Linked DNA regions of Homo sapiens: region 2 is linked to region 1. A link is a contact called in ENCODE Hi-C or POLR2A ChIA-PET data. All regions are on one chromosome and are shown on one strand. Each heading gives the region's core, a stretch centred on a gene start or an enhancer-like site at or near the end of the contact. The rest is flanking DNA. Distances are from core to core; before and after follow the strand shown. Region 1 has its middle 14 kb from the start of ANXA5. Region 2 has its middle 12 kb from the start of EXOSC9.

Region 1 (5,427 bases), core at 443-2,942:
AAATCAAGCAATACTATATTTGTATATGATTAGATATATAAGTAACAAATATATGTACAGGAATACCAATGCTAACATTCTGTGTCTTTAATATTTTATTCCTCTATTTTTAAAATTGGTTTCATTAACAAGGTATTTAATTGTAACAAGGTTTAATTGGTAGCAAAATACCTTTACATTTCTATAGTTTTAAATATTTCATAGTTAAAAAATTAATAGGCAACCATAATATCCTATGGCAAAGCTTAGAGGAAGGTACCATAGAAGGTATGTGGTGCTAGATAATCCATAGAAAAGTACCTAATCCAAATTAGGGGGGCTGGTAAGGAAAGGCTTCTGAACAAGGCAAAGACCTATAAGCTACAACCTGAGAGAAACATACTGGGACTGGGGGTGGGCCAGGATGTGGTGGAGATGAAATTCTCTAAGAAGGTAAGGGGAATTGATGTGTTAAAGTCGTCAGAATCAAAATGGAGTCACTTGTGCCAAACTCTAACAAATATGGCCAAGAGGCTGAGAAGGGAAGGTTCTCAGGCACACATGCTTATGATAAGAACGATTACAAAGACTTTCTGAAGGGGGTCTTATGCACGTATTCCTATAAAAAGGACTTTTTTTTAACTTTTTTTTTTAAGTTCAGGAGTGCATGTGAAGATCTGTTATATAGGTAAACTCATTCATGGCGGTTTGTTATACAGATTATCTCGTCACCCAGGTAGTAAGCCTAATACCCAATAGTTATTTTTTCTGATCCTCTTCCTCTTCCCGTCCTTTATCCTCAAGTAGGCTCCAGTGTCTGTTCCCTTCTTTGTGTCTGAGTTCTCATCATTTAGCTCCCAAACTTATAAGCGAGAACATGCAGTATTTGGTTTTCTGTTCCTGCATTAGTTTGCTAAGGATAATGGCCTCCATTTCCATCCGTGTTCCTGAAAAGGACATGATCTCATTCTGTTTTATTTTCCAAGGACTTCTCAAACTAGCTAGCCAGATGCACAAGAACACTTGCTGGACACTGTCTCCACTAATGAACTGGAATCAACTCCTGCCATAAGCCCCTGTAAGCAGTGTTCTCTTTGCCTCAAAACAAATTACGTCTACTTTTCTCTTTTGGTTTTATAAGCTTTCCCTCATTGTCTTTGGATGTACTTTTGGGCCCCACAGCTCGCATATCCCAGATTTGCAAATCCCCTGCACATTTCCAAACAAACTCAGTATCTCTGAAGGGACTCTCTCTGTGATGTAGGAGAAATGATAAAGGAGTCATAAACCATGATCCTGATGATGGACTTCATCCTGAGAAGAAGGTGAATCATAAAGATTGTTCAGCTGCAGGGCAAGAGCGATCCTAGAGACCAGGTGAGGAATCTGGTGTCTGTATTTCATTGGTAGATGCTCAAATTCTTTACAAAATGATTTCCTCCCCACATGATGCCTTCTGCCTCAGTGGCCCCACCGTTTTCACTTTTTCTGTTCTCCCCACATCGGGCCAGATAGCGATTCCTTCGTTCCCAGTTGCTGCCCTGTATTGTCATGCAGAGGCCCCTGGCCTTCCCCAGTCTTGTCTAAGGCTGCCAGTCGCTCCCCTTCTGTCCCAGCAGCAGCTTACATCTGTCCCTCCGGCAGCTGTGAGGCCTTGTCAATGTGGTTTTTTTTCCTCTGGCCTCCTTTCTTTGCCAAAATCTTCTTTCTGGCCCCCTGGGATTCCTGGACGCTGAGTCACCCGCGGACCGCTGTGACTCCCGCCCACTGCCGCTTACTCATCTCCTGGGCTCTGCCTTGCCGGCCGCCTCGCAGCCGGGAGGCCCAGACCCCGCACTGTGAGTGCGCTCCGTTCAGAGCAAAGGCTCAGGAGTGAGGCAAGCTGGATCGTGATTTTCCTACCAAATCCAGCTGGAGAGAGGACAGGGCTTGTGCTCAGAATCAGTGGGTATTTATCATGGCTCCAATAGCTGAGGTTTACTCTTCCCAAAGGTAGTTTCTGAAAAATATTTGGAAATACTGATTTTGTTTCACTTGTGTGATGGTGGAAGCTCTTTCTATTTGATGTTCTGAATGCCCTGTTTATGTCTTCTCAAAGAGTGTTTGCCTTTCAATAGGGAAACATGATTTGATTTTAGTATTACATACTATTTTTTCATGTTGTCTTTTTTAGATTAAGGTAAAATTTCCATGAGGTAAAATAAACATAAGTATTTATAATAAATATTTATTGAAATAATATATTTTACTTATACATACATAAATTTATTTATATTATACATACATAAATTTATTTATATTATACATACATAAATTTATTTATATTATACGTACATAAATTTATTGTTTATAAACAATAAATAATAAACATAATTTAATCAATAAGTTTAATTTAATTAATAAGCATGAATTAATGTTTAATTTAATTAATAAACATAAATTATAACAAACTGTAATTGATGAAATTTGACAAATACATACACTCATGTAACCATCATCCATATCAAGATATAGAACCTTTCCATTATCTCAGGAAGTTTTGTTGCTCCCCCTTTTAGTCAACCTCACCCTCAAAACTCCCCAAAGCCTTCCATCCCCCCAAAACAGCTAATTCTGATTTCTATTATCATAGCTTAGTTTTCCTGTTCTTGAAATTCGTGTAGATGGAATCAGACAGAATGGTTTTTCTTCTGTCCTGCTTCTTTTGCTGAACACGTTTTTGAGATTATTCCATGCTGTTGTGTTCTTTTTTTGCTGCTGGACATCATTCCATTATATAAATAAACCACAATGTATTTATTCTTCTTCGATGAACGTTTCAGTTGTTTCTACAAACAAATTTTTAAAATGAGTAAACTGTATAGAAAAGTTTAGAAGATTTTTACATAGTGGAGAGTTTTCTTCCTGAAATCAAAAATACATTCCTAGCAGATTATCTAAAAAATTGGAGTTAGATTCTCTGTTTACATCCTATAGACTCAAGATAAAAATCTGAAGGTCAAAGGAGACTATGTTTTAATGCTCTTTCAATCCCTATCCTGAGACTTTAAATAATAAGTAAAAATATTTTCTTCAGAACTCTTCCTTTGCATATTACTTTGCGAATATTGATTAGATAATTCACTCAAAACATTCCTTACTGTAATTATTTTTACTGTGTTTCAAAATGAAACAGAAATAAAAATAGGTCATGGGTTTTATTCAAAACCCAAGTGAAGCTTGAGTTAGGAACACTGAGCACCCTAAACTTGAAACTTGGGTCTAGAATATCAGTCATGTTGACCCCTGTAAGCAAACTTTGGATTAGTCATCTATTGTTCTGTAACAAATCATCTCAAATTTGGTGGTTTAAAACAGTAAACTTTTTTTTTTTTTTTTTTAATCTCACAATTTCTGTAGGACAGGAATTCAAGAGCAAACTAGCAGGTGGCTGTGGTCCTGGTTTTTCAGCTTGCCGTTAAGATATTGGGACACTTGGTCAAGGAGGAGCCTTATGAGAAAGAAAAAAATTAAGAGAAGATGGTTGCAGTAGGTTTTGAAGCAGGAGTAGGAGTTCACCAGGTGAACTAAGAGAATGTAGGAGTTGGGGAGAGGGTGTTGGAGCAGGCAGGGGAGATAGCAAATGCAACACCAGGAATTTTTTTTTTTTTTTAAGACAGAGTCTTGCCCTGTTGCCCAGGCTGGAGTGTAATGGCGTGATCTCGGCTCACTGCAACCTCTGCCTCCTGGGTTCAAGTGATTCTCCTGACCCAGTCTGTCAAGTAGGTGGGATTATAGGCACGCGCCCCCACGGCCAGCTAATTTTTTGTATCTTTAATAGAGATGGGGTTTCACCATGTTGGCCAGGCTGGTCTCGAACTCCTGACCTCGTAATCCACTCACCTCAGCCTCCCAAAGTGCTGGGATTACAGGCATGAGCCACTGTGACCGGCCAAAACCAGGGATTTTTATGTAGTTTCTCAGCAAGAAAGCAGAGGTAAAGTAAGTTTGGAGAGAGGGACATGGAAAAGTTCAGGAAGGTCATTGTATACCTTGCTAAAGAGTCTCGACTATTTTTCACAAGCAATCTGGATCTGCTAAAAATCTGTTAATTTGAAGTATGGAATGACATGTTCATATTTGCATTTAGAAAAAAGTAAATCTTAAAGCAATTTGGAAAGTAAATTAGAGAGAGAGGAGAAATTAAGAGCCCAGCAGAAAACTTGCAGGAAACTTACAATTGGGTAGGAGGAGGCTAATACAAGCTAAGAAAGGTGTTGTTAGAATCTACTTCTTTAGATGTGGTGATGGGAGAGGGAGAGGTGAAGAAAGATGAAGGATCCAGAATACTGCCAAGATTCTGGTACGGATGACTGATCAACAGTGATATCTTTAACCAGGACAGGAACTGCGGGGAAAAAGCTAGTCTTGGAGGAAAAATGATGAGTTAGATTTGGGCATGTTTGAGTTAGCTATGGGATATCTTGGTTGAGACATGAGTAGCAAGCAGGTAGATATATCAGCCTAGAGCTCAGGAGAGAGGTCTGAGCTGGAGATGCGGGTTTGGAAGTGTGGTTTGTTATGGTCAGGCCACTGCAGGCTGGGTGACATGGTTCTCAGATGCAGGTGATTTTGCTTAGCAGAGTACATTGGGCAATGTTGGGAGACACTGTTGTTTGTCACAACTGGAGAGGGAGGGTACTAATGGTGAATAGTGAGTAGAGGCTGAAGATGCTGCTAAACATCCTGCAATGGACAGGAAAGCTACCCTTACCCTACCCCCATTCCCCAACAAAGAATTATCCAGGTCAATATGTCAATAGTGCCATGGTTGAGAAACCCTGATTTACAGAGGCAGGAAATGCTTCATTTTACTTCATACTTCAAGTTAACAGATTTTTAGCAGATCCAGATTGCTGATGAAAAATTTTTCCAGGAGATGTTCCACTAGATCATGTGGGTGGGGGCTGCCACTGGGGTCTGTGACCTTGCTGCTTCAATCTGATTTTTTGAAGTTGAGCTTTGGAAAGGTGGCTTTTGTGGAGCTAGTGGAATGAAAGACTGAGCTAACTATGGCTGTATTCTTGCCACAAGCAGAAAGCTGGTCACTGGCCTATGAGAAAGGAACATGAGACAGAGAGCTCTGAGCAGGTCATCACAATTCCCTTCACAATTTTTCTTTATTTCTGTTGTTGGTTTTCAAAATTTCTGTGAACTTAATGTGGGGATGCCCCATCAGTGGTGCCAGTCATGGTGGCCTCTTCACTGGAGAGGTTGGCAGTGTGATTTGGGCATTGTCCAGCCTACATGGCCACCAAGCCAGATTTTCTGATCCTTTCAGAAATTGTATGAGCTACCTATAGTCCTTTAATAATTTTTTTGCTGAAATAGTTAGAATGGGTTCTGCTGCTTATCGTTAAGGATCTTGCTAGACACACTTTTTACCCAAGCTAGCTTGATTTGGGTTTC
Region 2 (5,399 bases), core at 366-2,865, 79 kb before region 1:
GAGAGGTATAGCCTTCAAAGTTGCAAGCCCAATGTTCTAAGTAACTTTCCTGGCCTCTAGGAAAGTTTCGGCATATAGACCCAGAAATAGCTTCCCAGACACATTAGGTCTTTTGCATATCTGGATACATTATTAAAGTAAAAGTAGAAAGAAGTGGATGTCAAATGTTTTTTTGAAAGCCAAAAATGTCACACTTTTTAAATGCCATTTCTGATGTGGTTCAGGGCATGGGCTTTGGCATCAGACAGCCTTGGGCTTAGATCTTTGCTGGGGAAACTGTGATGTCTTCGACACATGATCTTACTTACCTCTTGTCTTAAGCAGCTCGTGCTGCTATATAATAAAATACCACAAAGTGGGTGGCTTATGCAACAAAAATTTATTTCTCATAGTTGTGGTAGCTGGAAAGTCCAAGATCAAGGCACTGGTTTGCGGAGGGCAACTTTCTTGCTATATTCTCAGACGGTGAAGAGACAGCCTCGCTCTTGTGTCTCTTTTTAGAAGGGTACCCCTAAGACCTAATTACTTCCTAAATGCACCACCTCCAAATACCATCATATTGGGGATTATTAGGGGATTATTTTGAGAGAAACACAAACATTGGGATTATTAGGGGATTATTTTGAGAGAAACACAAACATTGTCAATAGCACCTCCTGAAAATGGAATTGTTACAGCTGATGCTCATAGAACAATTATTACATGCCAGACACTGTACTAAGATGTTTGCATTTATTAATTTAATCTTCACAATTCCCTTACACTCCACTTTACAGATGAGCAAAATGAGGCAGAGATTAAATTACTTTCTCAAGGTCACATGGCCATTTAAGTGACAAGGTCAGGATCTGAATGCAGGCTATCTGGTTCCAAGTCTGTGTGCTTAAGTCACATGCTGCTGCCTCTTGATGATAACAATTTCTACCTCATAGATAAGCACTCAGCACAGTGTGAGACATGAGGCAAGCCCTCAATAAATATATGTTGAATGAGTGACTTTGCAAAGTCATAGTAAATTATAACATAGCCAATAGAATATTTGTATACTCTGTTATGGCTAAATAACTCAAGTTTTCATCTTTTTAGGCTCTCTGGTGTGTATGATAGCAGCTTGGCAAATCTATTTTCCAAAAATAACCCTATTTTGATAGGACCATTATATTCTCTAGTAAAATTCGATTGTGCTGAGCCCATGCTGATGCCTAATCGTCACCTCTTACATTTCTAAATGATTACAGACTATCTGATCACCTGTTTTAGAATTTTGTCTGCAATCAGTATAAAGCTCTTCATTCTTTTTCTTTCTGTCTTTCTTTCTTTCTTTAACAGCCTCACTTGACTATTTTTTGTTTTTGTTTGCAAAGAAAGAGGTTTAATCATTGGGCTGGCCCAACTAGGAGATAGGAGGAAACCTCACATCCATCCCCTTAGTGAGTTTGGGCTTGGGTTTTTAAAGGTTTGAGAGTGGGCGGAAGTGAAGAGATCATTGATTGGTTGAAGAGTTCATGGTGGAGACATGGGGCAGGGAGATGAAGAAGCTTAGTCTCATGTTGATTCTGTTACTCTGTGCAGGTCTTTAATCTGATTGGCATCAGCTGTTTTGCTGAATGCAGGATCTCTCTTCATTCTATTTAGTGTACAGTATTTGCCTTCTTTGCATTTTTTGGAATTTAGGGGAACTTCTGGTTCTCTTCAGGATCAAAATTGGGTATACTTCGTTAGTGATGAAGACCATCAGAAATTTCCCACATAATGTTAATTTTTTATTAAAGCAATGAGATAACTATATTGTACTTGGAGAGCATTTGAATTCTACAGCTAGCAACTGGCTCCTATTTCAGGCCATAACTCCGTATCAAATTGTGGGTCTGATCCAACATAAAATGAGATTACTCATCTGTCAGAGGAAAAGCTCCAACAGGAAAATTTAGGTAGGATGTGAGTCATATAATGTGACATTCTTCTGCCCTGCAAATAAATCCTATTTAACTAAACCATATGTTTTAAAGGAGTTTAAAAAATGAAAATGTAAAAATGTTCATATATCTAACCCCTTGAAATTATGTCTTTCATACATTTGAATTTCTCAGAGTTATACTTGGACTTTGAGAATAAGTCAGTCATTTTCTTTGTGGCAAGCTTTTCCTACTGCATTTTTTCTTTAATAAATAATTTGTGATCATTTAAACATAGCAAAGAAATTGAGCTATGTGTACTTTTGTTGTTGTTATTGTTTTATCTAGATGGTATTGCCTGAGTCAAAAGTTGGTAGTAAAAGTTCTGAAATGTTGAAATGTATAGTCCATGATCTCCCTTCTTAAAATTTCTAGGAGTCAATTGAATTCTTAGGAGATGAGAATTAAACTTCATGACTTCAGTGGTCAAGTTAGCATTTTATCTCTGCAGTTTACTTTTAAAATAATGATAACTTGCTTCTATTGGGAAGTTTCAGTTCAACAGCTAGAATTTGCCAGATGCAGTGGCTCACACATGTAATCTCAGCACTGTGGGAGGCTGACGGGGGAGGATGGCCTGAGCCCAGGAATTGGAGACCACCCTGGACAACATAGCAAGACCTTGTCTTTACCAAAAAAAAACTGAAAGGAGGGAAGGAAGGAAGGAAGGAAGGAAGAAAAGAAGGAAGGAAGACAGGCCTGGTGTGGTGGCATGCACCTGTGGTCCTACCTATTTTGGAGGCTGAGGTGGGGGGGATCCCTTGAGCCCAGGAGTTTGAGGCTGCAGGAAGCCATGATTGCATCAAAACCAACAACAATAATAAGAAAAACCAAAACAAACAAACAAACAAACAACCCCCCCCCCCCAAACCCAAAACAAAAAGCCCCAGCTAGAATCAGGGTACTACTGAGATGGATTCAGTTTTGGTCACAGAACTTTCGAGTTGTACCCTACCCCTTGTTTCTTTTCTCTTTTTGCTTTTGGTATGCTGAGGGCTACAGATGAGTCACAAAGAAACTGCAAAAGATGGAGGTGGTAGGAGAAAAAAACAAGCGAGACCAGACCTTGTTGTCTCTTAGGGGAACATTAGCCTCTTATCTGAGGGTTTAAAGTGTGTGAGTATGTGTATGTATGTGTAAGTGTCTCTGTGTGTGTTTGTGGAATCTAGATAGACCTACATCTCCTTGTTAAAACTAATAAATATTGAGTCTCTTAATTTTCTGTATCATTTAATATCATCTGTCTTCTTGAAATACTGTTTTTTCTTGACTTTAGTGTTCTTCTCAAAGTACCTTTTCCTCTTGACTTCAGTGACTTGTTATACTTCTGTTTTTTCTACCTCTTTGGATATTCCTTTTCAGTTCCTTTTGGGGATTCCTCTTTTTCAGTTCATCTCTTAAGTGCCAGTGTTTCATGGGATTCTGTCCTAGAAAATGTCTCCTTTTATACACTCTCTTTAGTTTTCCACTTCCATGGTTTCAATTACCAGCAATATGCTGATGACATCTAAATCTATTGTACCAGCCCAGACCTCTTCTCTGGGCTCTCAGTGTCTCCAGATGTTCCAGGGACATTTCAAATTCACTGTGTCCACAGCCGAACTCTATCTTTCTTCTAAACTTGTTCTTCCTTGTGTTCCCTTGAGTGAATGGCAATACCCCAGTAGCCAGTAAACCAGAGTATCATTCTTGATTCCTCCGTCACCACACCCACTCCTTCTCATAAATCACCAAGTCCAGCTGAGTCCACCTACTAAACACTTAACCCATATGTTTTATCCAATTTCATTGTCACTACCATAACTCAGGTCACTATCATCTTTTTCCTAAATTATTGTATCAGCCTCCGACTTAACTGCCTAGCCTCCAGTGTTGCCCTCGAACAGTTCATTTTCCACATCTTGTATGATGCTTCTAAAACACAAGGTATGGTAGCTTGTGTCTGCAGTCCCATCCACTGGGGAGACAGGTGGGAGAATCACTTGAGCCTGGAGTCTGAGGCTGCAGTGAGCTGTGATTGCACCACTGCACTCCAGCCTCGGCAACAGAGTGAGACTTCATACCCCAAAAAGAAAACAAAACACAAATCTAACAATGCTGCTTTACATATAGCCCTCCCATGGCTTCCCATTGCTTTTAAGATACATTCCAAACCCTGTGCCATGGTTTACAATGCCTTTTCTCATCTAGTTCCTGTCTGTTTCCTCAGACCCATCTTTAAAAACTTTCCTGTTCATCTAATCTTAAACTTTACTGAATTATTTTAAATTACTCAGAAGTACCAAGTTCTCTCTTAACTTCAGCCATTTGCGTTGGGGTTACCTGCCTGAAAGACTTTCCCTGACATTTTATGCTGGCAAACTCCTAAGCATTCTTCAGGTTGCATCTCAGAGAAAGCAAAAAGCCTTTCCTGAAACCACAGACCCGGTTAAACCCCCGCTCTGTGCTCCTGAAGATTTGATACTTCCTCCATCTTTGCATTTATGGCATGGATTAAAGTGGTCTGTTTGCCTGGCTGTGTCTCCCATTAAGTTCTGTTGTAGTCACTTTTTAATCCACACTGCCTGGGCCTCAAATATGGAAGGAGCTTAGTAAATATTGAATGAGTGAATGAATGAATGAATGAATGAGAGAAGAGTGGGAAAAGGATGAAGATGGAAACATGTTTACCTGGAGCCACAAGCCTAAATGGTACTGCCTAGCAAGAGTAATCTTCATAGCCACCTTTGCATTCTTTCCATGTTCCAGGCACTGTTCAAAGCAACTCCCATACATTTAATTTTCCCAACAACCAGAACTAGATGAGGATTCTGATGCTTAGATAAATAAGGTAACTTGCCAAAGTCAGGCATTTATTAGTTTGATGCTTTCTCTTCTTTAGTGGGGAAGCTATGCATGTTTAGGACATCTAACAAGATAGACTACTAGTCATATGTCGCATATAGGTAAGACCAACGTGATTATAACAGACTTCCAGTGTAAGCCTTCAGGTTCTCTGAAACTAACAAATAAATACATTAAATCATTAAATTAGAAAATATTGTATTTAAAATAAATATACATCTTTGTTATGGGAAAATTGTTTTCAATTTTTTTTTTTCCAGATAGGGTCTCACTCTACCCAGGCTGGAGTGCAGTGGTGCAATCACGACTCACTGCATGCAGCCTTGACCTCCTGGGCTCCAGCGATCCTCCCACTTCAGCCTCTTGAGTAGCTTGGACTACAGGGGTGCACCACCATGCCCCACTAATTTTTAAAATTTTCTGTACAGACAAGGTGTTCCTATGTTGTCCAGGCTGGTCTCCTGAGCTCAAGCAATCTTCCTGCCTGGGCCTCCCAAAGTGCTGGGATTACTCAGGTGTGAGCCATGGCACCTGGCTAGAGAAAACTGTTAAACAGGATTAATTACTCTACAGAACCTTTAGTTGACATTATATAAATGA

What was found. A loop is a pair of places that touch in the nucleus more often than their neighbours do. ChIA-PET counts read pairs that join two places held with the same protein, here RNA polymerase II (POLR2A). Pooled maps may share reads with other maps.
Region 2: a map of endometrial microvascular endothelial cells shows a loop between it and region 1 (5-fold over the local background). The contact joins two enhancer-like sites. A Hi-C loop is called at or near these places in 4 of 168 maps with a recorded cell type or tissue (colonic mucosa, endometrial microvascular endothelial cells, endothelial cell of hepatic sinusoid and 1 more), 1 of 37 single-sample maps with no recorded cell type and 3 of 50 pooled maps. POLR2A ChIA-PET finds 5 or more read pairs at or near these places in 4 of 52 experiments (AG04450, activated CD4-positive, alpha-beta T cell, activated T-cell and 1 more).

What each region holds. Positions count from the first base shown.
Region 1 is chr4:121,708,061-121,713,487 of GRCh38, reverse strand. No RefSeq gene overlaps it. Among named protein-coding and RNA genes, the nearest start is that of ANXA5, 14 kb to the right of the region's middle. RefSeq lists enhancers at 292-1,491, 1,492-1,771, 1,435-1,938. Within about 2 kb of position 1,692, at least 28 of the 41 ENCODE cell types and tissues checked have a DNase peak (open chromatin) inside an H3K27ac peak, as active enhancers do.
Region 2 is chr4:121,786,652-121,792,050 of GRCh38, reverse strand. No RefSeq gene overlaps it. Among named protein-coding and RNA genes, the nearest start is that of EXOSC9, 12 kb to the left of the region's middle. RefSeq lists an enhancer at 3,089-3,138. Within about 2 kb of position 1,615, at least 2 of the 41 ENCODE cell types and tissues checked have a DNase peak (open chromatin) inside an H3K27ac peak, as active enhancers do.